Linked DNA regions of Homo sapiens: regions 1, 2, 3, 5, 6 and 7 are each linked to region 4. The links are chromatin contacts, found by Hi-C or POLR2A ChIA-PET in ENCODE. All regions are on one chromosome and are shown on one strand. Each heading gives the region's core, a stretch centred on a gene start or an enhancer-like site at or near the end of the contact. The rest is flanking DNA. Distances are from core to core; before and after follow the strand shown. Region 1 overlaps MEI1 (meiotic double-stranded break formation protein 1). Region 2 holds the start of SREBF2 (sterol regulatory element binding transcription factor 2). Region 3 holds the start of XRCC6 (X-ray repair cross complementing 6). Region 4 holds the start of POLDIP3 (DNA polymerase delta interacting protein 3). Region 5 holds the start of TNFRSF13C (TNF receptor superfamily member 13C). Region 6 holds the start of CCDC134 (coiled-coil domain containing 134). Region 7 overlaps SREBF2 (sterol regulatory element binding transcription factor 2).

What was found. A loop is a pair of places that touch in the nucleus more often than their neighbours do. ChIA-PET counts read pairs that join two places held with the same protein, here RNA polymerase II (POLR2A). Pooled maps may share reads with other maps.
Region 1: a loop to region 4 is called in a pooled map, with 12 times the contacts of the local background. The contact joins the enhancer-like site here to the promoter of POLDIP3 in region 4. A Hi-C loop is called at or near these places in 6 of 50 pooled maps. POLR2A ChIA-PET finds 5 or more read pairs at or near these places in 6 of 52 experiments (CD4-positive, alpha-beta T cell, CD4-positive, alpha-beta memory T cell, activated CD4-positive, alpha-beta T cell and 2 more).
Region 2: a pooled map shows a loop between it and region 4 (39-fold over the local background). The contact joins the promoter of SREBF2 here to the promoter of POLDIP3 in region 4. A Hi-C loop is called at or near these places in 1 of 37 single-sample maps with no recorded cell type and 11 of 50 pooled maps. POLR2A ChIA-PET finds 5 or more read pairs at or near these places in 5 of 52 experiments (AG04449, CD4-positive, alpha-beta T cell, activated B cell and 2 more).
Region 3: a loop to region 4 is called in a map of CD8-positive, alpha-beta T cell, with 13 times the contacts of the local background. The contact joins the promoter of XRCC6 here to the promoter of POLDIP3 in region 4. A Hi-C loop is called at or near these places in 2 of 168 maps with a recorded cell type or tissue (CD14-positive monocyte and CD8-positive, alpha-beta T cell), 1 of 37 single-sample maps with no recorded cell type and 9 of 50 pooled maps. POLR2A ChIA-PET finds 5 or more read pairs at or near these places in 4 of 52 experiments (CD4-positive, alpha-beta T cell, WTC11, activated CD4-positive, alpha-beta T cell and 1 more).
Region 5: a pooled map shows a loop between it and region 4 (5-fold over the local background). The contact joins the promoter of TNFRSF13C here to the promoter of POLDIP3 in region 4. A Hi-C loop is called at or near these places in 1 of 37 single-sample maps with no recorded cell type and 2 of 50 pooled maps. POLR2A ChIA-PET finds 5 or more read pairs at or near these places in 1 of 52 experiments (activated CD4-positive, alpha-beta T cell).
Region 6: a loop to region 4 is called in a pooled map, with 5 times the contacts of the local background. The contact joins the promoter of CCDC134 here to the promoter of POLDIP3 in region 4. A Hi-C loop is called at or near these places in 1 of 50 pooled maps. POLR2A ChIA-PET finds 5 or more read pairs at or near these places in 4 of 52 experiments (CD4-positive, alpha-beta T cell, CD8-positive, alpha-beta memory T cell, activated CD4-positive, alpha-beta T cell and 1 more).
Region 7: a pooled map shows a loop between it and region 4 (6-fold over the local background). The contact joins the enhancer-like site here to the promoter of POLDIP3 in region 4. A Hi-C loop is called at or near these places in 1 of 37 single-sample maps with no recorded cell type and 5 of 50 pooled maps. POLR2A ChIA-PET finds 5 or more read pairs at or near these places in 1 of 52 experiments (activated naive CD4-positive, alpha-beta T cell).

What each region holds. Positions count from the first base shown.
Region 1 is chr22:41,779,312-41,783,033 of GRCh38, forward strand. MEI1 (meiotic double-stranded break formation protein 1) reads left to right here. Exons shown (of 31, transcript NM_152513.4): 23 at 1,973-2,083; 24 at 2,374-2,534. Among named protein-coding and RNA genes, the nearest start is that of CCDC134, 20 kb to the right of the region's middle. RefSeq lists enhancers at 2,005-2,054, 2,065-2,164, 2,315-2,364. Within about 2 kb of position 1,945, at least 12 of the 41 ENCODE cell types and tissues checked have a DNase peak (open chromatin) inside an H3K27ac peak, as active enhancers do; they include CD4-positive, alpha-beta T cell, where a contact is called at or near this core.
Region 2 is chr22:41,831,416-41,835,177 of GRCh38, forward strand. SREBF2 (sterol regulatory element binding transcription factor 2) reads left to right here and starts at 1,690. Exons shown (of 19, transcript NM_004599.4): 1 at 1,690-1,943. The coding sequence starts at 1,856. It overlaps CCDC134 (coiled-coil domain containing 134), which reads left to right. Exons shown (of 7, transcript NM_024821.5): 7 at 1-749. It overlaps SREBF2-AS1 (SREBF2 antisense RNA 1), which reads right to left and starts at 3,250. Exons shown (of 2, transcript NR_157279.2): 1 at 3,028-3,250; 2 at 1-2,565. RefSeq lists enhancers at 1-217, 1,044-1,553, 1,159-1,815, 3,606-3,762 and silencers at 1,594-1,933, 1,994-2,383.
Region 3 is chr22:41,619,212-41,622,872 of GRCh38, forward strand. XRCC6 (X-ray repair cross complementing 6) reads left to right here and starts at 2,084. Exons shown (of 13, transcript NM_001469.5): 1 at 2,084-2,134; 2 at 2,779-2,875. The coding sequence starts at 2,794. It overlaps DESI1 (desumoylating isopeptidase 1), which reads right to left and starts at 1,832. Exons shown (of 6, transcript NM_015704.3): 1 at 1,541-1,832. The coding sequence starts at 1,628. RefSeq lists an enhancer at 1,250-1,851 and a silencer at 1,583-1,852.
Region 4 is chr22:42,613,598-42,617,641 of GRCh38, forward strand. It overlaps POLDIP3 (DNA polymerase delta interacting protein 3), which reads right to left and starts at 1,286. Exons shown (of 9, transcript NM_032311.5): 1 at 1,202-1,286. The coding sequence starts at 1,260. RNU12 (RNA, U12 small nuclear) reads left to right here and starts at 1,647; the gene lies at 1,647-1,796. It overlaps LOC124905127 (a long non-coding RNA gene), which reads right to left and starts at 1,182. Exons shown (of 2, transcript XR_007068118.1): 1 at 1-1,182. RefSeq lists enhancers at 1-49, 594-1,137, 1,138-1,681, 1,174-1,353, 1,434-1,493 and 1 more and silencers at 774-1,103, 1,644-1,703.
Region 5 is chr22:41,924,871-41,928,948 of GRCh38, forward strand. TNFRSF13C (TNF receptor superfamily member 13C) reads right to left here and starts at 1,936. Exons shown (of 3, transcript NM_052945.4): 1 at 1,768-1,936; 2 at 1,231-1,461; 3 at 1-684. The coding sequence starts at 1,903. The coding sequence ends at 497. It also overlaps a transcript of CENPM not described here. RefSeq lists enhancers at 163-664, 665-1,164, 3,722-3,791, 3,935-4,078 and a silencer at 1,257-1,996.
Region 6 is chr22:41,799,171-41,803,247 of GRCh38, forward strand. CCDC134 (coiled-coil domain containing 134) reads left to right here and starts at 1,509. Exons shown (of 7, transcript NM_024821.5): 1 at 1,509-1,596. MEI1 (meiotic double-stranded break formation protein 1) reads left to right here. Exons shown (of 31, transcript NM_152513.4): 31 at 84-284. The coding sequence ends at 129. RefSeq lists enhancers at 330-1,316, 1,092-1,171, 1,242-1,321 and silencers at 792-881, 1,472-1,531.
Region 7 is chr22:41,856,422-41,860,700 of GRCh38, forward strand. The region is part of intron 1 of SREBF2 (sterol regulatory element binding transcription factor 2); the gene reads left to right. Among named protein-coding and RNA genes, the nearest start is that of SREBF2-AS1, 24 kb to the left of the region's middle. Within about 2 kb of position 1,335, at least 9 of the 41 ENCODE cell types and tissues checked have a DNase peak (open chromatin) inside an H3K27ac peak, as active enhancers do.

The DNA of each region.
Region 1 (3,722 bases), core at 695-3,194, 830 kb before region 4:
TCGTGATGCAGACCTATATATAGTCCCAGCAACTTGGGAAGGCCGAGGCGGGAGGATTGCTTGAGCCCAGGACGTCAAGGCTGCAGTGAGCTATGATCTCACCACTGCACCCAGCCTGGGCAATGGAGTGAGACCTCGTCCCTAAAACAAACAAATCTGTATGACAGGCACAAGCTCTAGAGTCAGGAAGGCCTGGGTTTGAATCTCAGCTTAGTCACTAGCAATCATCTAGTCTCTGTGAGTCTTAGGTTCCTCATAGGTAAAGTAGTAGTACTTTCCTAAACTAGGGTTAAGATACGGAATACTTATCTAGTTGTTAAGATAAGGAATACTTATCTAGTTAGATAGAGAATGTCACACAGTGCTTGACACACAGTAGACCTTCAACAGATCCTATTCATGCAGATTCCTTTTTTCCTGGCACAAGGTCAGCTCTCCAGCTCATCCTACAATTGACTCAGATCTGATGATCCAGTTCACAGTTCTCCAGGCTTTTTTCTTACCCACACCCCAAACCTCCTCGGTTTCTCAACTCATGATGCTGCCATCACTTCACAGGCAGCACCTGCAGGAAGATTTGCTGAGGGAAGGTTGAAATGAATAGGAAAAATGACATGTCTTCAGTGTTTGTGGACCCCCCAGCTCCTGTAGCCACAGGTGAAGATGGGGCATCTTCCCTGCCTGGAGCCCAGTCCACCTCATGAGAACATCAGTGTCAGATTCAAAAAAAGGCCACTGGGGACGCATTGCAGATGGCCTCAGCCTGGTGCCAGTCATCACCAGCCTGTCTGTGAGATCAAGGCTGACACTAAGCTAGGAGGGGGATCTGTGTGTGACAAACTCAGCCTTCAGAAGAGCCTCTGACAGGGAGTAACAGGCTGAAACCCACACATGAAATGTAATAGGACATTTACATATAATCCTTGAGCACTTCTATATGACAGCAGAGAGTAGAGGACTGTGGTTCGGGGTGGAGGTACTGGTGTGGGAGGGAGCTGAGACCTGCTTGTCTGGGTGAGCACCGAAGTCAGGGTGTGATGTGGCTGCCAAAAAGTGAATGGAGCTGTAGGTAGGTTTCATATTAGGATGGGGATAGGGAGATGGGAAGTGGGAGTTCCCAAGAGTAAAGGGATATGTTCTATAGATATCTACAGTGTAATGTTGCACTGATGAGGCCTGGGAGAATGCAGAAGCACATCTAATCTTGCCTTGAGAGGTTAAGGAAGGCTTCAAGGGGGAGATGAACTTTGAGCTGAATTTTTTTCTTTTCTTTTTTTTTTTTTTTTTGAGACAGGGTCTCACTCTGTCACCCAGGTTGAAGTATAATAGCATGATAACTGCTCACTGCAGCCTCTACCTCTCGGGCTCAGGCGATCCTTCCACCTCAGCCTCTCGAGTAGCTGGGACTACCAGTGTGTGCCACCATGCCCAGCTAATTTTTTGTATTTTTTTGTGGAGAGACGGGGTCTCACCACATTGCCCAGGTTGGTCTTGAACTCCTGGGCTCAAGCAATCTGCCTGCCTCTGCCTCCCAAAGTGTTGGGATTACAGGCGTAAGCCACTGCGGAGGCCTGAGCTGAATCTTGATTGCTGACGGGGACAAGAGGAGTTAGCTAAATGAAGTGATGTGAGAGAGGGGATGTGGCAAGTGCAGGGAACTGCACTTCATTCGACTGTTAAAGTTCCCTTGGGAAGGTGGTGACGATGTTCACAGGATGGATCCCTTTGAAATCCTAAAGTCTTTCTGTGATGTGCAGCTGTAGGCTGCTTGCCTGATGTTTGTCTAGATGGAGGGTGTGAATGTGCCTTAAGGTTTGTCACTGTGTTTCTTTCCATTGGTTGTAATATCAGGGATACTTAGTTTGTGCTTGCTCCCCAAGACTGACATCTGAAATAGCCAGTCGCAGGCTACCACCTATGACAAGTGTGAGTGTTTTGCGACAGGCCGACTGGGGACTTTCATCTCTTGCAGTAAGCAAGCTGTGTGGGAAGTGCAGCCCCACTGACGTGGACATCCTGCAGCCCTCCTTCAACTTCCTGTATTGGAGCCTTCATCAGACCACACCCAGCAGTCAGAAAAGAGGTGCAGGGGCCCGGGCTGGGACAGTGAAGAGTGCTGGGCAGTCTGTGGTCCTCTGTATCTCAACTTTTTCATCTTAAAAAAACAAATAGGGTTGTGTGTGTGGCTGGTGGTCATAAGGTCCTTTCTGGCTCTAATAACCTGAGCTTCTGTTATGAAGCTGGGACCCTTAGAGCCTCAGGATGATCCTCTGTTTGTTTGTGAAGCCCCAATCAGGTGCTAAGCACCATAGTGGCACTTAGCTGAAGCTCCTCTGTAACTCCTGTGGGCCCTGCCTTGCCCACCCCCGACAGCTGCTGCAGTGCTCCTGAGCAGCACAGGCCTGATGGAGCTTCTGGAGAAGATGCTGGCCCTCACCTTGGCAAAGGCAGATTCTCCCAGGACTGCACTCCTCTGCTCTGCCTGGCTGCTCACTGCCTCCTTCTCTGCCCAGCAGCACAAGGGCAGTTTGCAGGTTAGTCTTTAACTCCTGTGGCTTTGAGGCATGGGGTGGCACTCAAAGGAGTGTTGAAGATCCTGAGTTCTGGTCCCAGCTCTGGGGGCTTATTAGCTGTGTGACCTTGGCAAGGTATTTACCCTTTCTGAGCTCAGTTTCCTTTCCTACAAAATGGGGAAAACATCTCAGGATTGTTGTGAGGTTGTTTCATATTAATCCACTTAACACATAAGGTTTACCTACACTCCAGGCTCTATTCTTGGCACAGAGGAATAAAAAATGAATATAGCATGTGTCCTACCCTTAGGGAACTTGTAGTCTTTAAGGATAAGATTGTACTCAGCAAAGATAGTGGGAGAAGGCATTCCAAGTAGAGAGAACAATATGAGCAAAGGCATGAAGCTGCACAAATTCAGGACATGCTCTGTATATTTGGGGAGTGGTGAGGTGCTCTGTGTGATGAGAAGGTGGGGAATGAATGGAGCAGAAAAGACCAGACGGGGAGGCAGAAGCCAGCCTGCGACCTTAAAGTGCAGCATGGCAAGCCGTGGAATGCCACACATGGTTAACTGTCATTATTACTGTTCGAGAAGGTGATGCAGGGAAGAGGAGAGCAGTGGACTTATCCACAGAGCACCTCCTTCCCCTCAGCCCCTCCCTCTTGTAGGGCCTTGTCATCACAGTGCCCTGCGTGAGCTCCTCTGTGGGCTACTTCTCATGGAAACCATCTGCTAGCCTCTGTGGTATCCTCACACTGCGCCCAATACTGTGCCAATCTAGTGATGGGCACACAGAAGTGACATGAGTTTTAAACTTTGGCCTCTAGAGGGGCAACAAGCTGTGGCAAATCTATGCTCTGGCAAATCCTGCAGGTTGTTGCCTGTGGTTGGTTTAGGACAGAAACCTTTCCTAATTTTCCGTGTGAGGCTGCTGGGCTCATCCAGCTGTCTGCAGTCACCTGCCTAGGAGAAAACTTGCATTTTGTCCTTGGCTCTGCCCTGGCCCTCAGCTCACACCTAGGCAATTACCTGCTCCTAGCTACCTCCAGTGCCCTAACTCAGGCCTGATCATTCGTCCTCCCCACTAATGTGACCTAGTTACAGTCTCCTGGCCACCCGCCTCTTCCCTCCTCTGCATGTCCTATCATTGCAGCCACAGTCTGTCCTCACACCCCTTCTGCCCAAGCTCCTTCAGCAGCCTTTTTGT
Region 2 (3,762 bases), core at 440-2,939, 780 kb before region 4:
ACCTCAAATGATCTGCACACCTCGGCCTCCTAAAGTGCTGGAATTACCGGTGTGAGCCACCGCGCCTGGCCAGATCCTTATTTTTTCAATTGCAATACAGCAGTATGCAAGGCACTTACTGTATGCCAAAGCTTATGCCGAGAGCTGGCTGCCAGCAGCTCCTCCTGCCTCGAGGCCTTTGTCCATGTCATCATTTCCCCTTTGGCTGTAACAGCTGCAGTTCTCTCATAATTTTAGGTTTCATCTTAAATGTCACTTCTTCAGAGGCTTCTTGACAGCACAAGTCAGGGCCCTTGTTAGTTTCATCACATCCATTACCTTTCCTTGATCACTTGTACCATCATCTGTAATTTATTTTTATGTTTAATACGGGTGTGGGATTTCTGATTTTTTTTTTTGCTAGACTGGAAGCTCTCAGAGGGCAGGAACCATTTGTTTCCCTGCCACAGAGATGTTCAATAAATATTGTCAATTGAATGTGCAAATAATCTCACTTAACCACAGCTATGAGGGATGCTATTTTATCCCCATTTTAGAGATGACTAAACTGAGGCTTAGAACAATTAACCCAAGGTCACAGTGAATTAGTGGATCCATGTGTCTGCCTCCACACAGCCTGTGTGTTCTTAATTATTGATCACTAAGCAACAGCTGCCTCTCACAAACTGGCAGGAAACTTCAACTTTTCCCTTTTATCAATATATTGTGAACGCCTTTTCTTGCTAATAAATATACATTTGTGTGCGTAATTTTTAATGATCCCATGGTATTCCATCGTGTGGATGTAATTTACATATTCATTTCCTTATTCTCACTTCTTCCTAGTTACAGCACTTCTTTAAGCACTTGTAATTTTTATTCCTTTGGATAAATTCCTAGAAGTTTACAACACGACCAGCTGCAAGATGGGGCAGTGAGGTGCTTGAAGGAGTGGGTGGGCTGCACTTCAGAATCCCGGTGGAACTTTTTCAAAAAACTCGTGCCCGGGGCCCCCCTCTCAGGAGGCCGTCGGTGGGCCTGGGCACTGGCGTGGTTTTCAGGTCCTCAGTGGTTCCGAGGTGCCAGAGATTGAGGACCACTGGAGTAAGCGCGAGGTCACGGCGGGTGCAAAGCAGAAGACGTAAAATCCTGACCGCCCTGGGACAATCTGCAACCTTGTCAAGCCTCCGTGCCCGCCTTTGTAAGGAGGCTGGGAGAAGCGGGACTTGGATGACCCGGACTCCCGTCCCGAGCGCTGGGGTCCAGGTTTGACTCCGCTGGCTTTCTCAGGCGGGCAGGGCGGGGGTAGGCAGCTGGGAAGATGACGTAATGTGCTCCCAGCCAGGCCTGGAGGCGGCCAGCGGTCGCAGGTGGAGGGTGGCCTGTTAACCCTTCACTCCCAGGCCAGTGGACGGACTTGCGTGTGGCGCAGATCCAACGGAGAAGGCAGCGGCTCCTTTAAACAAGGCGGAGAAGGTTAAGATGATGACCGGACGGCTACTCCAGGCATTCGCTCCGAGGCCGCGGGGGGAGGGACCTCACTATGCAAATCTGAGCTGCTGATCGATGACGCGCCATCACCCCACGCACCGCTTCGCTCGCCCATTGGCTGAGATGAGCCTGGTCCCATTGACAACAAACAGGGGGGCGCGCGGCCTGGAGGCGGGGCCGCAGGGGGCGCGGGCTGGGGCGGGGGAATCCCGCCCCGCCCTTTCTGTGCGGCGCCCGGGCGCAACGCAAACATGGCGGCGGGTGGCACCCGTCGGTGAGGCGGTGCCGGGCGGGGGTTGTCGGGTGTCATGGGCGGTGGCGACGGCACCGCCCCCGCGTCTCCCTGAGCGGGACGGCAGGGGGGGCTTCTGCGCTGAGCCGGGCGATGGACGACAGCGGCGAGCTGGGTGGTCTGGAGACCATGGAGACCCTCACGGAGCTGGGCGACGAGCTGACCCTGGGAGACATCGACGGTGAGTGGTGGGTGGGTGGGAGTGCGGGGGCCGCGCGGGGAGGAAGGGGTTACGGCGGCGCGCCCGGGTGCGCGTGCGCCCACCCCCCGACAGCCCCGGTTCGCGCGGGAAGAACCCCGTGCGCACGGTGCCCCCGGCGGTCCTCAACCCTTCCGGCGCTGCGAGCGTGAGCCCGACCCAGCTGCGCCGCTCCGGGAGGCCGTGGGATCTGGGGCGCCGCGGGGCCGAAAGCGGCGCGAGGGTCGCGGGTTCCAGAGCGCGGGGCTAGGGACGTCGCGGGGGCGTCTCAGGGAGCGGCCTAAGGAGAGCGCGTGGCCGCCGCCTCCCTCGCGCGCCCACACGCGGTTTCCGTGGTCCGCTCTCCCGCCGCCCGCGACCGCGCGTCGCACCTGTCACTCCCTTCCTGGCCGCGGGGACGTCTTTGGGATTCCCGGGGCCCAGCCCCCAGTCTCCGCGCCCCGAATCCCTGGGCTTCTCAGGATTGACCGACGGCCAGGTCGCCGGGTGCTCCGCGAAACTTTGGGCAGCGACTGCAGAAGCAAGTTGCTGATGAAGAGAGCAGTGGCGGCGGAGTGTGGACACATCTCTCCGGGATGGAGACCCGGGCGCTCCTGCTGTCACGCTGCAAGGGGAATTGAGCAGAAGAAATTTTGAGTTGTGGCCCCTCGGGTACGGGCTGGGGAGCGGGTGGCCTTTGTTCCAGCGCCTTAACAGCGGAGTGGAAGAGCTGGTAGGAGCCCAGGGATCCACTCTTAAAATACTAATTTTGCGACCACGGGAACAACGATTTGGAGAGGGTCAGCGGCTTGCTCAAGGTCACCCAGCTGGTTAGAGCCTAGTTCTTGCAGTTCCTTGGCCAGTATTGGTTTTTTTATACCCCTCCTTTCAAGAAAGAGTCCAGTTGACTAGGCTAGTAATCTTATTAACTGGATAGTTGCACTCTTATGTTTAGGCCCCAAAATGCTTTGTATTATTTCACTTCTTCCTCACAACAATCCTGTGAGATACTCTTATTACCTCTATTTTAATACGGTAATTAAAGAAGCCGAGGCCAGGAGATGTTGACTTATCTAAGGCCACTCACCTTAGAGAGCTTAGGCAGAAACACAGGTGCATTGTACTTTTCAGTTTTCAGAATGCTTTCATGTCCAGGATCTCACTACAGCCTTGCAGGCATGTATGATGGCTACATCCCCGTTGTGCAGATGAAGAAGCAGAAGCAGCAGAAGATTCTCTTTTGGGGGAAGAGATAAATGCAGCAGCTAATTGAAAAGGATCTGTTTGCCATTTTCCCATTTTGCTTTTGTAATATTTCTCCCCTTGGTTTGTCCTTGATTTCCATTTTGGTCATGTGGGCAGTGTGATAAGACCCTTAATTGAAGCCCCAGTTCTAACCACAGACTCTTTGCTAAGTGCTTCTAAATACAGAAATGGGTTAACAAATGGGGGATGGGGTAGGTGGGGGTTGGGAACATAGCAAGGGCAGCTAACATGTTTTGAGAACTTCTGTGCCAGACGGTGTTAAACAGTTATACACGTTAATGTTCTCAATCTTCCTAACAACCCTGTCAGGTAGAGAGAACTGTTATACTTGTCATCTCCCTCTCACTGATCCTGAAAGTGAGGCCCAGGGTGGTTCATTAATTTACTGAAGATTACACAGCCAGTAGAAAGTACTGTATGTCTATAGCTGCCTACCTGCAAGGGCACAGAAAGAAATTCATGTGCATTTTGCATTCCTATTCCATGATCAATTCCTATTTGTCTTATTTTGTTTATCTGATTTTTAAATTTAAATTTTTATTTATTTAGTTATTTT
Region 3 (3,661 bases), core at 834-3,333, 990 kb before region 4:
ATGGGTTGGCTACATAAGAATTAGCTGATAAGCTCATTAAAAATACAGATTTTTGGACCAAAACTCCAGGAGATTCTGATTTAGTATTTGTGAAGCCTTAGAATCCATATAATTAAAATTTTCTCATTTTAAATAGATATTATGTGTATGTAATACACAGGTCCAGAGGTAAGAAACAGTTTACAGCAAAGTTTCTCTTCTACCCCTGTTCCCCTGGCATCAAGTTCCCCTTTCCATAAGCTACTGCTGTTATCAATTTCTTGTGTATCCTTACGGATAATTATTTGCCTAAGCAAGCACATATATATCCTTTGATTTGCATATTTAAAGAGCTATTCTAACCTTGTTTTTTCTAATCTCATTTACAATATATGTTGGAAATGAGGGTATCTGCATTTTTAACAAGCACCCTAGATGATTTTGATGTGAAGCCAAATATAGAAACAACTCATGGACCCACGGTTGTGAGATTAAGTTCAATTCACTACGACATATTAGAAACTCAAGGACATTGAAGGATGCCCTCAAAAGTAGCCTCCCTTACTTGATCTCTGCCCCCTCGTCTCACAGAGATGAACTAAATCATTCGCCAGTGTCTCCACAGAAGCCAGGAAAAACTAGCCATTCAAATGGATGCTGTCAAAGCTTCAATTTTCAATAATTGGAATTCTTTCCTGCTCATTGTTACCCGAAATTACAAACCTGACAATTCCTGTGTTACACAAGACATTCCTGTATTTAAGTTGAAATAAGGTGTGATCGTCACTGAATGAGGGCTGGTTTTTCTCCTGCCAGTTAAGTAGTTTAATGGAGCACAACCGAAATACTTTCTTTACTAATCCTTATTCACACAGCCTCATCCAAACTTCCCCCAAAACTGCTTTCTTGCCATTTGAGCAAAAGCAATTAACTTAGAAACTGTGGGGAGAAGACTGCTTGGTGAATTCTGGAGTTCGGGGCTCCTCTTATCCTGACTTGACCTACCTGGGGGCGATGGCTGGGTCCCTAGGCAGCTCTATCTCCCCCATCCCACCTATCCCTGGGACTGCAAAGGGAGCTTCCTTTTGGCACTGAGACAAGGTTCTCCGAGAGCCACCCGACCTCCGCAGTGTCTCTGTCACCACGAGGGGCACCGCGCGGCAGGCATCCTCACCTTTCCTACACCGCGCCAAGGAGGCAGGAGTGCACTGGGCTACCCGAGCGAGGCAGAGAACCCGCCGGGATCCAGCGCTGGTTTACCCCACACCCTCGTCGAAGGGGCTCTCGAGGGCTCGGTTTCTGCCCAAGCCCCCTGCAAGGTGGAGGCATGACTCCTCCATCCCTTCCCCTTGAATTCAAACGTGAGGATGGTATCTGCGAGGCTAAAGCGGGGCTCAGATGGCCCAAACTTCAGACCACTCTCTTCTCCACTCGGCTTTTCTTCCATCCTCCTGGCCATGTGTCTCCCCGTGAGTCGTGGCCCAAGTCTCCCCACCTCGGCCAGCCGCCACCCTCTGGCCTGGCTCCCGCCCTCCTGCCCACCTGGCCCCTTCCCCCTCACCCAGCATGATGGGGCTGAGCCGCCGGGCCAGGCCTTTGGACAGGTCGTACACGTAGAGCTTCACCGGATAGAGATTCGGCGGCTCCATTGGGACCCGTGGCGACGGCGGCCACGACGGCCCTCGGGCACCCGGCAGCGGCTTGGACCTTCCCGTACCCGACGGGAGTGCGAAGCGGAGGGAGAGGGGGGGACCGAGCCCGGGCCCGGGCTGAGGGGTGGGGGAGAGGCCGCCCTGCGCTGCTCGCGCCCCCACACCCGCTACCGGCAACGACTACTGTGAGGTGACAGAGAGGGGACAGGGAGGGCCCACACGGAAGAGGGGGCGGGGGCAGGGATGCACTTTTGCGCATGTGCTTACAGTCCTGACGTAGGAAGGGGCGGGGCTTTGCCGAAGGGGGCGGGGCTCTCGCTGATGGGTTGGCTTTCGTCAGGGACATAGGTAGAAGCTGGTTGGGGAGTGTGCGTGCCAGCCTGACGCGATATAGTGCGCACATGCGTGATGACGTAGAGGGCGTTGATTGGGACCGAGTACAGGGCCCGCGCATGCGTGGATTGTCGTCTTCTGTCCAAGTTGGTCGCTTCCCTGCGCCAAAGGTAAGCGGGCCGTTATCCATTTGTGTTGTTCGCCAGCTAGGCCTGGCCTCGTCCCGCTTCGCTCGGTCGGTCTCGCGCGCCCCCATAGCCTTGCTAGAGGGTTAGCGTTAGCCTTAAGTGTGCGAATCCGAGGAGCAGCGACAGACTCGAGACCACGCTCCTTCCTCGGGAAGGAGGCGGCACCTCGCGTTTGAGGCCCGCCTGCGTTTGAGGCCCGCCTGCGCTTGCGGCCCGCCTGCGCTTGAGGCCTGTCTGCGTTTGAGATCTCATTGGGCGTGATTGAGGAATTTGGGGAGGTTTTTGGGCGGTATTGAGGACGAGGGGGTCCGTTAGTCAGCATAGAATCCTGGAGCGGGAATCCCTCACCGTCTAAATGGCGTCGGGGGCGGGACCTCCGGGATCTGGCTTCCGCGGGCCGCCGCCGGCCCTGAAACGTGAGGGATAGCTGAGATGAGGCAGCTACTGGGATGGCCCCCATGCGCATTTACATGCAGTCCGACTGCCGAGCTTTCGAGGCAGCAGGATTTACCGTCCACATTCCTCACTACTAACCAAGCTTTTAGAACAGATCTCACAAGAACCTAGAGGTCGGTATTTTTTCGATTTAAATTTGCCTGTTACTGACGTTAACGTCTTTCGCCTAGTGAGCAGTAGCCAACATGTCAGGGTGGGAGTCATATTACAAAACCGAGGGCGATGAAGAAGCAGAGGAAGAACAAGAAGAGAACCTTGAAGCAAGTGGTAAGTGACTTCAGCATGTAGTGCCATTCGGTGTGTGGAAGAAAGACCTTCCCTGCCTATCTCTGCTGGATGGACTTTGCTGTTTGATGGCCTGCCCTTCTCCTCCCAGATAATTCTGAAATTCTTTTCTTCCTTTGAACTTCGCAGAGCTACCCTAGGCTCTTATATGCAGATCTTACTCTAGTGTGCCCTAAGTTTTTTTTGGACACTGGTAGTTTGACATCTTTTGGTCCCTGATAAATGGCCATGACCATAGGTATTTTTTGTCATCTTAAGTGGTTCAGGTGAGACCCTTCTCATCCAGGAAAGTAGTGTTACCATTCCAGGACCTCAGTGTAAAAATGCCCCCACCCTGCAATAACTACACCAACCAAAGAATAAACGCAAGCAACACAGTTACAGGAAAGTGATTGATTCCCTCACTATAGCCTCCACGTTTGGGAGTGTATGTGCAGGCAACACAGTAACACATAAAACAAAGGAAGAGAAATAGGGGTACATGTAATCTTCATACTGGTTAATTTAACTCCTGAGCAGAAAAATTTTGAATATTTTTATTAAAAATGAGAAACGGCCAGGCGCGGTGTCTCAAGCCTGTAATCCCAGCACTTTGGGAGGCCGAGGCGGGCGGATCACGATGTCAGGAGATCAAGACCATCCTGGTTAACACGGTGAAACCCCGTCTGTACTAAAAAAAAAATACAAAAAATTAGCCGGGCGTGGTGGCGGTCGCCTGTAGTCCCAGCTGCTCGGGAGGCTGAGGCAGGAGAATGGTGCGAACCTGGG
Region 4 (4,044 bases), core at 36-2,535:
TAAAAATACAAAAATTAGCCGGGCGTGGTGGTGCACACCTGTAGTCCCTGCTACTTGGGAGGCTGAGGCAGGAGAATCGCTGGAACCGGGGAGGCGGAGGTTGCAGTGAGCCGAGATGGCACCACTGCACTCCAGCCTGGGCGACAGAGCAACACCCCGTCTCAAAAAAAACATAAAAATAAAAATAAACATCTGCTGAGAGAACAAATGTCTGAGAAAACAATATCTAACATATTTACATCCTGGCTATTTACAAAGACATTTAAACTTAATGTGTGTTGGGAAACTATTGGGCAAAGTTCTCACTTCTTCATACAGATGAACTCAGCTCACGAAGGCTTGAAATGACTAACAACATTTAAGGGTCTAGGGGAAGTTTGGGAGACATGACTGCAAATCACCTCCATGGCTCCTCAGCCAGCTCAAGCACTTTCTTCTCCCTAAGGAAATAACCAATCTCCTGCCCAACACACCAGTTTTTCAAGCCCATGTAGGAGGCCAACTCAGCCAGCAATTAAATCGCGCTCAGCCCGCCGCTCAGTTCTCCGTGGCCTCGGGCAAGTCACTCTACCACTTCCAGCCTCAAGTTCCCCATCAGTAAAAGGTGGGTAACATGAATAGCTAGCAGACAACAGGACTGTAAAAGATTAAATGAGGCATCGTGTATATGAAAGGGCTCAGAAAACTTAAAACGCCGCACAAAGAGAGGCGAGTGTTAACAGGGGCCGCGTGCAGGGGGATTTGGGCTTGCGCCTCAGCTTCGGCGGTCGGAGCAAGTCACTTCCCCGCTACTAAACTTCGGTTGTCTCAACTCTAAGATGGGTGGAGACCAGGCAGCGCCGAGATCACGGAGCGGGGCCCAAATGCCAGTCCACACAGGCAAGGAGGCTGCGCCGCCGAGACCCCAGGACCCCGGAACGCGGGGGCCCCAGGGGGCAGCCCCTCAGGTCCACGAGGCGGCACCCTGTCCCCGCCGCGGCCCCGTCGGCCTCCCAGGGCCGCCAGAGGGACTGCGCCTCGGCCAGTGGGCGGGCGGTCGGGGCCACGGCGGGGACGGCGGCAGCCGGCCAATGAGGAGCGCGGCTGTGGTCGGGGGCGGGCGCACCCGGTCCTCCGCGTCGCTCCCGGATCGCTACCTCCCCCGCCTCGAGCTCCACTAGGCCGAGGACCCTAAACCCCGAAGAAAGGAAAGGCCTCTCACCGTCCTTTCGCCGCCGCCCCGCGCTTCCTGATGAGTTCGTCCAGGGAGATGTCCGCCATCTTGCTCCGCCGAGCAAGCCGAAAGCAGTCGAGACCCCGCGAGCCCGCCCCTTCGGCCGCTAGGGAGCGACGAACTACTTCCGGCGTCCGCGGACCAACTCTCGCGACAGCCAGCTCAAAGCAGGCAAGAACCGGAAGGGGCGGGGACGTTCCCCGTGAGCCTTCGCGGTGCTGGCTGCTCATCTGCATACGGAAGTTCGGCACATTATGAATTATTTATTTTCCTCGAGGGAAAAAATTAAATGAAAAGCAACAAAATACATTATTAACAAGTGAGACAAACTTCAATGGAACTGGATCATGACCTCAACAGTCAACTACGATAGTCATCATACGCCTAATGAGAATAGAATTCATTACCTAGGAAATAAACTAAAAACGTCCTTATGCCTTAAACTTATGAGTAAGGAAAATAACGATTCGGGGTGACGCCCGAATCCTCACTGCTAATGTGAGACGAATTTTTGAGCGGGTAAAGGTCGCCCTCAAGGTGACCCGCCTACTTTGCGGGATGCCTGGGAGTTGCGATCTGCCCGACCTTATTCACGCCTAAAAAGTAGACTGACTGTGGGGTGGTCGTGTTTTTTGTTTCTTGTTGGTAGGTGGTGAATGCGTTTTTTTCGTTGTTTTCTCCGTTACTCAGGCTGCCAGTTGCTTGGCAGTCTTGTCGCTGGCTGTGGACGCTCTGCACTTCATCACCGTCCCCAGCTGCGCTTTGAGCCGGTCTAAGGTTGCCCACAGTATTGACGTTGGGACCCACGAAACTGGCAATTTCCATGTGTGCGGCCTTACCCAGTTCTCCCAAACTTCTGCGTATAACCGCTTCTCTGTGCTTCAGAAAGATAAGTCCGGCCCCGGCCTCACACAGCAGCTCAGTTCGTGACAGCGTTTAATATGTAAAATGGAGCAAATAATTTATAGGGCGTTGGGAGAGTTAAAGAGACTAATTCATTTACGTGTTAAATACAGGGAATGGCTTTTGCATTGATATAACCCCAGCCTCCAGCATGCGCCAGACCTGACGTAGGTGTTCGGCACATATTTTGTCCAATCACTCTAAAAATACACTCCATGCCCTTAGAACAGGTGGGGTTATGTCCTCTTGGCCATCAGGCATCAGGAGCTCCGTGCAGAAACTGGGTAAGAGGCCAGGAGCGGTGGCTCATGTCTGTAATCTCAGCACTTTGGGAGGCTGAGGCGGGTGGATCACCTGAAGTCAGGAGGTCGAGACCAGCCTGGCCAACACGGAGAAACCCCGTCTCTACTGAAAAAAAAAAAAAGAAAGAAAAAAATTAGCCGGGCGCGGTGGCACGGCCTGAAATCCCACCTACTCAGGAGCCTGAGGCAGAAGAATCGCTTGAACTCGGGAGGCGGAGGTTGCGGTGAGCCGAGATCGCGCCATTGCACTCCAGCCTAGGCGACAGAGCAAGACTCCGTTTCAAAAAAAAAAAAAAAAGAAAGAAAGAAAGAAACTGGGTAAGAGCGATCCTGCAATCCTCCTGCCTCAGCCTCCTGAGTAGCTGGGATTACAGGCCCGCCCCACCACGCCGGGCTCCTTCCCAGACCTCTTTTCCTCACCCATAGAACGGGACCATTAAGCCTTTCCTCCCTTCCAGGCGTGCCAGGAGGAACGCGCAAGAGGTGGGAGGAGGACAGGCTGGCCAGTGGGGTCAGCTGGGCAGTGTAGGGCAGATGCGGAGGACAATTTTATTTTTATTTTTGAGACGGTGTCTCGCTCTGTCGCCCAGGCTGGAGTGCAGTGGCACAATCTCAGCTCACCACAGCCTCCGCCTCCCGGGTTCAAGCGATTCTCCTGTCTCAGCCACCCGAGTAGCTGGGATTACAGGCGCACGCCACCACGCCCGGCTAATTTTTGTATTTTTAGTAGAGACGGGGGTTTCACAATGTTGGCCAGGCTGGTCTCGAACTCCTGACCTCAGGTGATCCACCTGCTTCGGCCTCCCAAAGTGCTGGGATTACAAGCATGAGACACAGCACCCGGCCTCCTTTCTTGTTCTTTTACAACTCATTTAGAGCTGTGTTGATTTTTAAAATTCTTCGTATAGGTAGGTGATACTGCCTGTGAATTCTGCAGCGTAAAGGGCCCGTTACAACTGTTATTTTAAAGGTGTTGGCCAGGCATGGTGGCTCACACCTGTGATCCCAGCACTTTGGGAGGCCGAGGAGGGTGGGTCACCTGAGGTCAGGAGTTTCAGACCAGTCTGACCAACATGGTGAAACCCCATCTCTACTAAAAATACAAACAAATTAGCCGGTGTGGTGGTGCACGCCTGTAATCCCCAGGTATTCCGGAGACTGAGGCAATAGAACCGCTTGAACCTGGGAGGCAGAGGCTGCAGGGAGCCAAGATCATGTCACTGCACTCCAGCCTGGGAGACAGAGCGAGACTCCGTCCCAAAAATAATAAATAAAGGTGTCGAGTCTGTATGGAGAATCGCTGCCTTAGAGCCCTCTCCCATTTTCTGAATGGGGAAACAGACCTGGAGAGGGTGGGAATCGGGTCCAATTGATCCCCTTTTCCCACGTCCCCTTTCCCAGGAGGCAGCCTCTTGTGGGCTCAGGCAGGCCTGTGTTCAAATCCTGTGCCTTTCAGCCTCAGACAGGGACAGAAATGAGGATGAAACCTAACGCGTGTCCATTGCTAGCAGTCCCCCGCCACAGTGTGAAGGCCATTTTGGGTCTGAGATTCCTTTTCCTGCCACTGTAGGTAGTGAGGTGGCCAGAGACAGAATGGAAAATGCGAAGTGAGAGGAGACAGGGCTC
Region 5 (4,078 bases), core at 686-3,185, 690 kb before region 4:
GAACCAAGGAGTCGGAGGTTACAGTGAGGCGAGATCGCGCCACTGTACTCCAGCCTGGCGACAGAGCAAGACTCGTCTCAAAAAAAAAAAAAAAAAAAAAAAAAAAAAATCAAACAAACACAAAAAACCACCCAACTACAAATTAGGCATCCTCCCACTTGGTCTTTTTTCAGATTCATTTTGGCTTAATGGTGCCTTCCCCATTTTAAAAGCGGTCTTTTACTCATAGTGCCCCAGCCTTTTGAAGGCACAGGAACAGGAGCTGGGCTACCACCTTCAAGGGCTGTCAAAGATGGTGAGGTCTGAAGCCAAAGGCAAGCACACCAAACTCCATGGGGGCTGAATGCTGTGGTCTGTAGTGTCTGTGCTTCTGCAGAGTTAGCCTGGTCCCAGAAAGAGGGCATGTGCATGCTGGAGTGAAGAGCTGAATTTGATTTCCAAGCCCCTGGCTGGGGGTCCAGAGGGAGGGCAGGGGCCACCTCCTGCCGGCTCCCTGCTATTGTTGCTCAGGGCCGGCCGTCTTGGTGGTCACCAGTTCAGTGGAGCCCAGCTCTGTGGCTGGCACAGGGACACTGTGGCCAGGTGGGGTGGTTCCTGGGTCTTCCCCAGGAGGAGGCCAGGCAGGAGCTGTGGCATCAGAGATTCCCGGAGACAGAATGATGACCTTGTCCAGGGGCTCTGGGGCTGCAGGCAGAGGGGGTAGAGGCTCCGTACTCAGTCACAGCCTTCCCTCCCTCCCCTAGAAGACTCCTCTGGAGGGGCAGTCCTCCGTCAAATGAAGCCCAATGCAGGGTGGGGAGGGGTGGCACCTGGCTGACCCTGAGTCCAGAGGCCTGGCCAGTGGGGAGCTGGCAGGGCAGGGAGTTGGGGAGCTGGGGCTCAGTCTGGCAAACTCTTCAGGGATTTATGGGGGAACCAAGCTCCGTTAGACTCCCAAAGGGCAGGACAGACTCCTCCCTCAGACGGGGCCCCCTTCCTGCAACCTGTCTCTTCCTCACACTGGGGTCTGTCAGGGCAGAGCTGTTCCTGGCTCCGACCAGGGTCTCAGGGGCAGGACTATGTCTCCCTCCCCAGCCTGAGCTCCTCAGCGCAAACTCTTTTCCACTCTGTCTCCGTTTCCCCTTAAAGCCCTTCTCTCCCCCTCAGGGGCCATGCATCTCCCCCTAGACCGTCCCGACACCCCAGCCCCTGCGCCCCGCTCAGACTGGTTCCCCTACACACGGAACTCACCGTCCTTGTCTCCGTCGGGGGCCTCTGCGGAGGACGCGCCGCGAAGCCGCCGCTGTCGCCGCCTCCAGCTCACCAGACCCACCAGGACCAGCGCCAGGACCAGTGCCAGGCCCAGCAGCGCGGGGGCGCCAAAGAGCAGCCCGGGCAGGGGCAGCGCCGCCTCGCCGGCCCCCGCGCCCACCGACTCCTGCGGCTGCAGCGCCGTCCTGGGCGCAGGGCTGCTGGCCCCGGCTGCTTCGGGAGGGGACAGGGAGGGAGGCCAGGGGGCCGAGGGGAGGGAGGAGCGGGGACGGGGAGGGGCGGAGGGGGGCGAGGCTGGCCGGGGAGGGGAGGGACAGCCGGGGGGCGGTGGACAAGGGGAGGGAGAGAGGCGGCGGTGAGGGCCACGCGGTGATCGCGGGCCCCTCCAGGCCCTGCCCACAGGGTCCTTTCAGCCCTCGGCGCCCCCGGGGGTCGGGGCTCTGCCTGCGCCCTGGCGATCGGGGCCCCGTTCTCCCCGCAGCTGCCGGCGCCGCGCGCCCCGTGGGTCCCCCTTACCCGGTTTCGGCCGCGGCGTGCGCAGGAGCCCGCAGGCCACGCAGTGGCGGACCAGCAGGTCGAAGCACTCGGCCGGGACGCAGGGCGTGGGGGCTGGCGCGTCCCTGCCCCGCAGGCTCCGGGGCCCTCGCCTCATGGTGCCGACGCCGCCGCACAAGCTGCGGGGACTGAGGCTGAGCTGGGCTCCGGGGCCCTCGGGGAGGAAGCGGGGGGCGGGGGGAGCACTCTGCCCTGCCCCGCCCCCGCCTGCTGGGTGGGACCGAGCTCGCCTGGGGCCCCCCTTTCTTTTCTTTTTTTTTTTTTGAGACGGAGTCTCGCTCTGTCGCCCAGGCTGGAGTGCAATGGCGCTATCTCGGCTCACTGCAAGCTCTGCCTCCCGGGTTCAAACAATTCTCTGCCTCAGCCTCCCGAGTAGCTGAGATTGTAGGCGCCCACTGCCACGCCCGGCTAATTTTTGTATTTTTAGTAGAGACGGGGTTTCACCATCTTGGTCAGACTGGTTTTGAACTCCTGACCTCGTGATCCACCTGCCTCGGCCTCCCAAAGTGCTAGGATTACAGGCGTGAGCCACCGCACCCGGCCTGGCCTCTCTTTCTACCTGTGGTTCCCCAATTCAGCCCCTCAACCAGCACCGCCTGGGTGGGCCCTCTGCTGGGTGCTGGGAGGTGTCTGGGGGCAGACCAGAGCCTCCTCTTGGGTAGGGAGGGGGATGGACCCCGCAGCCAGGACACAGACCCTGAGTGGTTCCTCTGCTCCGTCTAGCCAAAGCCTCTCCATGACCCCGAGTGCTCCCCTGCCATCTCCCCCAACCCACCTGTCTCCTCCTCTCTTCCTGCCCTTCCTGGACAGAGCTGGTTGGGGATATCAGACACCTGCTTTTTTTTTTTTTTTTTTTGAAAAAGAGTCTGGCTCTGTGCAGTGGTGCAATCTCGGCTCACTGCAACCTCTGCCTCCCAGATTCAAGCGATTCTCCTGCCTCAGCCTCCCGAGTAACTGGGATTACAGGCATGCACCACCATGCCCGGCTAATTTTTGTATTTTTAGTAGAGGTGGGGTTTCACCATTTGGCCAGGCTGGTCTCGAACTCCTGACCTCAGGTGATCCGCCCTCCTCGGCCTCCCAAAGTGCTGGGATTATAGGTGTGAAGCCACAGTGCCCAGCCTGACATCAGACACTTGTACCAGGCCCAAGTAGCATGTGGGTCTGCCCTGAGGGAATCTCACACTTGTGCTGATGGGGGAAGACAGCCTCGCAGCAAGGGCACCAGCTCACGTCATCCTGGAAGGTGGGCCGGAAGGCTTCATGGAGAGGGCGATGGTGAAGTGTTTGCCAGATGGACTGAGGTCTAGGGAGCAGATGGGGGTGAAGGCCAAAGGGGAGCAAAGGCTTGGAGGCCCAAACAGGAAGTCCAGGGAGTGCTGGGACCGAAAGGCTGGACTGGGGCCTTATCTAGCACATTAGGGAGCTTGGACTGTGGCTGGGGGACACGAGGGAGCCACTGGGGCTTTGTGCAGGGAGGACCCAGGAAGATCTGCCTATGAGTGAGGGAACTGTGACTGCAGTGGAGGGAAGCCCGCCCACACCTGCTCCTTTTCTCCAGGGCTATGTGTCCTCTCCTGCTCACCTCTGTGTCTCACTGCGGGCCCCTCCTGTCTATCTCTGCTCCCCAGTGTTTGGGGTCCCCAACTGTCTGTCACCCGTGTCTCTCTCAGACTGCGTCTCAGAAACACACACAAGCCCCTCCGCCCTCCTGGTCACATGCTACCCCCTCCCCAGGGCCAGGGCTGGAGGGAACTCTGGGAGCTCAGGGCTCAGCAGAGAGCATGGGGTTAAATGCCACACATGCCACCCAGACCCCTAAGCACTCAGGGCTGGGGAAGCACAGTGAGAGGAGAAACTCAGGGGCTGGGGAGGGAGCCTGGGGGCAGAGGGAGACCCTGAGCAGCAGCGAGGGGGAGGCAAACACTCCAGGCGGAGGGCTGCAGGGGCTAAGGCTTGGAGAGATGAAAGGGGAGCCTGAGCTGCTCTGGGGGCAGGCATGGCCACTGCCACAGGGGATGCTGGGAGGGAGGAGGGAGCATCCGGGCTGCGGATGGGCAGGGCACCAGTCCCGGGGCAGTACAGAACCTGGGGGTGTCTGGGTAGGAGGGAGATTCTGAGCTGTACCTGCAAGGGTCCCTCTCTCTGGCACTGTGGCCCACGTCCAGGGCAGGTGGCCCAGGGCAGGGGATGATGCAGCGGCTGGCCATGGAGTGAGGGGAGCAAGGCCGACCCCCAGGTTTCCAGCTTGGGAGACCCTGAAGGTTCACAA
Region 6 (4,077 bases), core at 259-2,758, 810 kb before region 4:
TGACTGTTTTGGGCTCTGGAAGTGTGATGCCCCCATGGTTGGCCCCACTTCTCTGCTGTTTTCCTCTCATGTTTTGCTGCCAGCTGCCTGGGAGGGGTGGCTGTATCCCTGTCCCACATCAGAAACTGATCCTCAGGACTTGAAGGCCCAGAAGTGGAGAGAGAATGAGACCTGGAGACAAAGGGCATAATTGTTGGGGAAATGGATGACAGCTGAAGCTATTCATATGGAGCCATATACTCTATTGTTGAAATAGAATAAGGAAATAAAATGATACACTCACATACCTGCGCGAGCTCTCCAAAAACACTGTACTACCTTGTCTACCAGGAGCTGGTTTCTCAGCCAGTTGGATAAGGGATTGTTTCAGCAAGGAGACTGATGGCCTCCTCAGGGAAGGAGGGACGGGACAGGATTTGTTCTTGTAACAGCATTCAAGGAGTCAGCTGGGTGCCTCAGCTGTACTCAGAGAACACCAGTCAGGCCATCCTGGGGCTGGCAGGGCAGAGAAAGGCCTAGGGGTTGGGGCTGCTGCGATTCAACAGCTCCCAGAGGCACTTGACCTGCTCCCTCGCCTCACGTGGAGGTGGATAGAGGTAAACTTTCCAGGCAAGGAGGGTCAAATTCTCAGCTTTCCTATCAGAACGAAACTGTCCCAGCCTCAGCCCTTGTCTGGCTAAAGTAGGTCACCTCTGTCCCTTCCCGTACAGCCGTCATCAGAACTGGTGTTTATGCACCCTCGTGGGTAGATCCTGGGAATGCATGTCCAGCTTGGTCCCCGGCATGAGGTCTGCGCTCGACAGTGCCTGCCCTGCGCCTGTTCTGGGGAGCTCAGCCCAGACCGGGCCTCCAGCTCCCTTCCCGCCCGGCAGGGGCCCCGGGCCCGGAGATGGCCACGCCACGCTGCCTTCTCGGGTCTGACTGTCCTGATCCTGCGCAAAAGTGGGGCTGCACTCGGCCTAACGAACGGACGAGGAAGCCCCCGCCGCACTTGGCTTATTAGTTGGTGGACCGGAGGGGCAAGGAGGGGATGCCCGAATCCTGCACTGAGTCTCTGAGGTCCTTAAAGAAGAACAAAAGTGCTAGTCACCGCCCACTAAACTCACGTTGCGATCTAAAGTTTAAAAACTCGGCCACAGACGACGACACAGTTTCAGGGAGGGCGCGCAGAAGGTCGCCCGGCCGACAGGAGCTGGGACCCCAGTTTGCTGATTCACGCCTTAAATTGGGCACAGACCCCACCCACAGATTTAACTTCCTCCAACACAAGCTAAATCCAGGGCCACGTACCCAGGGCCCGCAGGAGGGACAGGACGAGGATGGTGCCCACAGCGCGCTGGAGGCACGCCAGAGCCTGGAGGGGCAGGCAGGGGCGGTGGAGCGGGGCCGGAAGTGAGGCTAGCGGAGCCCCGCAGTGGCGGCTCGCGCTCATTGGCCGGGAGCAGCGCGGTGGGCGGGACGGAGCTCGGCGGTCTGCGCTCGGTTGCTAGCCGTTTGCTCCCGCTTTCAGTTGCTTTGCTGTTAGCCTGTTGGACCTTCGAGCCTAGCTGCTCGCACAGGACTCGGCCACCTGCCCTTCCTGCACCGACTGGCCAGGTAGGTGGCTGTAGGGGCCGCGGGCTGCAGGTTCCCGGGAAGGATAATGAGAGAACCGAGGGCCTCGAACCGGCTGCAGGTGGTGGGGAGGGAGTTTCGTGGACCTGGACGCCTCTGTTCCTTGAGAAGGCTCGCTCCCTCCTCCGGGAGCTCCGAAGGCTCGGGGTCAACCACCTGGGCCCCCGACCCCGGTAGCTGGCTCAAGGCCCGCCACTACCTGGTACCTCTGCAGGAGTTCAGAGCCTCATGCTGAGCCAGGAGGAGCTCCGGGTGACGCATACGGCAGGATCGGGATTGAGAGGCTGAAAAAGTGAGTTTAACAGTAGAGAAAGCAGGACCTGTCCCGCAGGCTGCTGTTCTGGCTTTTCTTTCCCACTACCTGCTTCAGTCATTGCCAGCTGTCTGGTATTCTCCTTGGCCCCTAAAGTTTTGCCCTAGCCTGGTTCTGGTTCCCTTGAGTTTGGAGCAGGAGGTGGAATGTGGAGGGTCCTGGGTGAACTTGGACTATTCCTTCTCTAGGTTTCACTTATCTCGTCTGCTTGGGGGTAGGGGGTTCTCCGGATGATCTCTGCAGCCCCTCACTGTCTGTAACTGAGCATCTCTCCCCTGGGGCAGGTGTCCTGGTAGTTCAGTAGCCAGCTCTGATCTCAGGTAGCCTGTGCTCATTTACAAAGAGTCAGAAGACAGAGCACTGGACTTAGAGCCAAACAGACACTTGGTTCAGCCTGGGAATAGCTGTGTGACTTTGGGCAGTCACCTCATTTTTCTGTGCCTTGATTTCACATTGGTAACATTGGGGAGTTGTAATCTGAGTGTGAGACCTCTCCTGACCACTTTATGTAATCTTGTACCTGACCGACACCCTCTCATCCCTCTGTGCTTATTTTACAAGTTTATTGATCAACTCTTATCCCTACTAGAGACAAGTACCATGAGTGCAGAGATTTTTGCTTATTTATTGCTGTATTCCCGCCTCTAGAACAGTGCCTAGAGTGTGGTAGGTACTGTCAACCTAAATAGCAGAGTGAGAGACTCTAAAAAAATGATGTTTACTTGGGAATAGACATTGTAGTGACAATATGTGTGCCATAGTAACCTGTGTACGTATTTGGGGAGGTAAAGGAAGACAAAGGTTTTGAAAAGGAAAAATGAGGATTACATGATTATTTTGAGATAGTTATCCTTGGCTACAAGGATGAATAGCAAGAGTGGTGCTAGTCTGAGGTTGGACAGGCAGTTGCAGGGCAGATGTCCTCACAGAAAGATTTTTCTGTGTAAGTTTGCAGTGGCCTTTGTGCAGGGTTGTGGTTTTTGCATTTTTTGTGATCTTGTTATCAGTCATTTGTGCATAAGAACCCTCTTTTCACAACCTTCCTCGGTTTTATTTGTCAGAGTTGTTGTTCTTGTTTTTTCCCATTGGAGAATCATGCTTTAAATTTGTCAGAGTTTTTAACACAAACGACTCTGTTTTGATTCTAACAACTTTCATATTTCCCCCTTTTGGTCAAGATCTTTCTCCAAAAACTTTACTGATCAGTCATCCTGTAGTTAGGTCCCTCAGTGCTGGGACGGACCTATCTTGGGTTGTTGGTCTCTTGCCATGTTGGAGACTAGGAGTCTCCAGTTGGAGACTGGTGACTAGGAGTCAGTGTCAAAACCCTTGTAGTGGTTGGGAGCAGGGGCTCACGTCTGTAATCCCAGTACTTTGGGAGGTCAAGGAGGGAGTATCACTTGAGTCCAGAAGTTCAAGACCAGCCTGGGCAACCGCCAAGGCGGGCGGATCACCTGAGGTTGAGAGTTCGAGACCAGCCTGACCAACATGAAGAAACCCGTCTCTACTAAAATACAAAAATATATATAAATAACATCCGGGCGCGGTGGCTCACACCTGTAATCCCAGCGCTTTGGGAGGCCGAGGCAGGCGGATCATGAGGTGAGGAGATCGAGACCATCCTGGCTAACACGGTGAAACCCCATCTCAACTAAAAATACAAAAAATTAGCCGGGCGTGGTGGCAGGTGCCTGTAGTCCCAGCTACTTGGGAGGCTGAGGCAGGAGAATGGCGTGAACCCAGGAGGCAGAGCTTGCAGTGAACCGAGATCGCACCACTGCACTCCAGCCTGGGCGACAGAGCAAGACTCTGTCTCAAAAAAATAAAAAATAAAAAAATAAAAAATAAATAAAATAAAATACAAAAATTAGCCGGGCGTGGTGGCACATGCCTGTAATCCCAGCTACTAGGGAGGCTGAGGCAGGAGAATCGCTTGAACCTGGGAAGTGGAGGTTGCGGTGAGCCGAGATCGCACCATTGCACTCCAGCCTGGGCAACAAGAGCGAAACTCCGTCTCAAAAAAAAAAAGTTATCTGGGCATTGGTTGGGGAGTGTGCGGGAGTCAGTTGGGTAGAGGATCACTTAAGCCCAGGAGTTTCAGGTTATAGGGAGCTATGATTGTACCGCTGCACTCCAGCGTGGGTGACAGA
Region 7 (4,279 bases), core at 85-2,584, 760 kb before region 4:
CCTGGCCAATAATTTTCTTTAACAAAATAAATCACAATTGAGTTCAAGAACTAAAAGATGACTAGATCATCTGAGGTGGAAAAGAGTCCCTGGTAAAAGTAATTTTAAATAGTTTTGAAGTAGAATTGTGAAATTCAGAGTTTGGAGAAAGGAAGAGGGTGGTCACAAGTAGAAAAGAGAAGACATGGCACTTACATTCAAAGAAAGATTGCCCTACCCCACCCCTCAAAGGCATGTGCAGAAGAGGGAGTGAGTACTTTTCCAGGGTGGATGATGAACTAAAGTGGGTGGGAAGTGAAAACCTTTGGAACAGAAGGGAGCAGTTCATAGGAAGCTTGGAAGCTTGTGTTAAAGAATTTGATTTGATTAAGGGCCGGGCACGGTGGCTTATGCCTATAATCCCAGCACTTTGGGAGGCTGAGGCAGGTGGATCACCTAAGGTCAGGAGTTCAAGACCAGCCTGGCCAACACGAAGTCTCTACTAAAAATACAAAAATTAGCTGGGCGTGGTGGCAGGCGGCTGTAATCCCGGCTACATGGGAGGCTGAGACAGGAGAGTTGCTTGAACCTGGGAGACAGAAGTTGCAGTGAGCTGAGATCATGCCACTGCACTCCAGCCTGGGCAACAGAGCAAGACTCTGTCTCAAAAAAAAAAAAAAAAGAATTTGATTTGATTTAAAAGGCTGTTGGATGAACAAGATACTCAAAGAAGATGTTCGTCACTGGGTAGGAGGCTATGGTTGAAATTAAGGCAGAGTGTGGACGGGAGTGAAGAGGTAAATCCATGATGCTAAGGAAGGAGACTTGAGTGAACTTAAGGCAGGAGGAAAAAGAAAGAGCAATGGAAAGTGGAGCTGCAGATCCCTCTCCTGTTCAAACTATGAGAGCTGGCTCAGGTCCCCTGCTATAGTGGGCCAGAAAAGCCTGGACTTCCACTGCTTTTTCCTGCAGAGCTGAGTCCCTCCAGGGCTGCCATGAGAGGCGGGGAGAGAGAGCACTAGACAGAGAAGACCAGAAGACCATTTGAGAATTCCTTTGGGTTTCCTTCATGATTCCTTTTTCTTCTCATTCTGAATTGTTTTATTTTATTATGTAATATTCGGTATATGCAAAGGAATATATGACACCTTTGTGTGTATTACAAAACAAGCATTTGAGAATCCGCACCTCTCCACCCAATTTTTCTTTGTGGTTTCTTTGCCAGTAAAAGAGTTCACTCATCTGTTGCTTAAAATATAGGATGCTTGAGTCACCAGCTTGCCATCCTGTGTCATTCAACACCTCCTCCAGACTCTTCGCAGGAAGGTGACCCAGAAACCCCTTGAAGGACATGATACCGTCCCTGTGCTCTGATGTGCCCCCTGGTGTTTGAGTGGAGTGATTTTTAGATAGCGGTTTGCCTGTTAAAACCTTCCCTTTGTTCCCTATATTATTGCTTGCATTTTAGGGCTTCTCAGTTGAAGGATGTGGTTGAAAGAGCCCAGTTCCTCAGCTGCTCCTCTGGGTGACTAGAGTGTGGGTAACTGATGTTTTAGGTCCTGGAGAAAGCAGTGATGATCACAAATAGTAGAATGGAGAAATGGTTATCTCATATTGATCTTCAGGTTTGTTACTAGTCTACATTTGGTTTTTTAAATAATTATTAGAAAAAAACATTGTGGGTGGGGAGATAGGATCATTATGATGAAACAGTTCTGTACATTCAATCAGGATACTTGTTGGGAATTAGATTTTGCATTTACCTCCCTCACTGGTGTGGTCCATCTCATTTTCAGTGGCCTACACACATCACACACCATTATTATTTCCATGTTCTTGTACTTGTTGGGCAGCTCTAATATGAAAGATAAAATGAACGAAAAGTACAAATGAAGAAAGTTTAGGTGACTATTCCTCTGATCTTGAGGATGAGGGTTTTTCTTAAGCGTTACACAGAAGCCATGTAATTTCACTATACAATGTAAAAATGGTGTATAGTCAGTTCTGCTATAGTTCATCATGTGCATTTCTAAAAATCATGCCATGCGAAATCATGCAGTAAAAAACACGGAGTGGGCATGTTGGCTCATGCTTGTAATCAGGAGGCTAAGGTGGGAGGATCGCATGAGGCAGGGAGTTCAAGACCAGCCTGGGCAACAAAGCAAGACCCAGTCTCTCTTACAAATAAAAAATAAAAATTATCTGGACATGGTGGTGTGTGCCTGTACTCCCAGCTACCCAAGAGGCTGCAGTGGAGGATCCCTTAAGCCCAGGAGGTAGAGGCCACAGTGAGCTATGATCACATCACTGCACTCCAGCCTGGGTGACAGAGTAAGACCCTGTCTCTAAAACAGAAACCCAGAACTTACTGTGAAATGGAGGGTTAAGGATCACAACAATAAAAAATCTCATAGGTGACCAAAAAAAGGAAAAGATTTATTTTTTAAAAAAGATAGGGACCTGCCGGGCACAGTGGCTCACACCTGTAATCCCAGCACTTTGGAAGGCTGAGGCGGGTGGATCACGAGGTCAGGGGTTCGAGACCAGCCTGACCAACATGGTGAAACCCCGTCTCTACTGGGCGTGGTGGCGGGCGCCTGTAATCCCAGCTACTCAGGAGGCTGAGGCAGGAGAAGTGCTTGAACCCAGGAGGTGGAGGTTGCAGTGAGCCGAGATCCCGCCACTGCACTCCAGCCTGGGCGACAGAGCAAGACTCCGTCTCAAAAAAAAAAAAAAAAGTGGGGGGACCTAATAAAACAGTCACACAGTTTTATAGACCAGAAAAACTAAGAAATATATAAATACCACAATGAAAAGGCACTTTGGCTTGAAAAACACCTGAGGTTTGCTTGTGGGAAGTAAGTGTCATTAGGTTACAGCTTGGGAGTTATCAGGAAGTGGTGGAAGGAGGGCTGTCTGAAGTCCAATGGAAAGTTCTGACATCAATGTGATGAATGTGATTCATAACACATGCAGTGACCTGATGAAGCTGGTAGATGTTTAAGGTGCCTGTGTATGTGTGTGCACATTTTGTGCATTCCTGCATGGCTCATTTCAGCCGAATATGGTTTTCTGCACTTCCTAGTGTTTTTCTCATGCATAAGCAAATGCAAAATTTATATTATGCTCAGATTGTTTCTGGATGTATCTGATGCATTTGAACAAATTCACATTTTCAAAGTAAGAGTTAAAGCAAAAGTGTCAAAAAAAAAAAACCCACTATGAATAATGTGTACTAGCTAATACTAAGTGCCAGGCATGGTGCCATAGATTCCACATGAGTTATCTCATCAATCCGTGAGTTAGCTGTAATTGTTAGCCACAATGTACAGTTGAGAAAAACTGCAGCTGAAAGAGGTAAAACTTGCCCCAGGTTCCAAGGCTAGGATATGGTGATTCTTTTTTTTTTTTTTTTTTTTTTTTTTTTTGAGACGGAGTCTCGCTCTGTCACCCAGGCTGGAGTGCAGTGGCGCAATCTCGGTGCAAGCTCCGCCTCCCAGGTTCTCGCCATTCTCCTGCCTCAACCGCCCAAGTAGCTGGGACTACAGGCGCCCGCCACCACGCCCAGCTAATTTTTTATATTTTTAGTAGAGACGGGGTTTCACCGTGTTAGCCAGGATGGTCTCGATCTCCTGACCTCATGATCCGCCCGCCTCGGCCTCCCAAAGTGCTGGGATTACAGGTGTGAGCCACCGCGCCAGGCCGACATGGTGATTCTTAATTGCTATGTCATTCTTTTTTTCTGAACATATTAAAAGAGAAATAACAAAGTGGGGGAAGTACTTGCAGACATTTAAGAAGAATAAGTATCTATAATATCTGGAAGTTTTTTAAATCAGTGAAAAAAAAAAAAAGACAAAATAGCCTGATAGCAAAAATGGACGAAGGTCAAGAGCAGGCGGTTTACAAAGGAAGAAATGCAAATGCTCAATAAAATTGGGACTTTAGAAAAAAAAAAGACTTTCAGCCTCAGTTAGTACTCAGTCATGCAAGACAAAACAATTCCATGTTGGTTTTTTCCACTATCAGATTGACAGAAATGGCTGTGAGGAAACACTAGCAGGAGCATAGATTTTTGAAACCTTTCCAAAGCATGTATAGTGGTCCTTTGACCCAGCCATCTAACTTCTAGGAATTTATCCTAAGAAAATAGAGAAGTGGGGGAACAAAAGAGTTGTTAATAATGCCGAATAACTTGCTGGGTGTGGTGGCACACGCCTGTAATCCCAGCACTTTGGGAGGCCAAGTCAAGAGGATCGCTTGAGCCCAGGAGTTTGAGACCAGCTTAGACAACATAGGG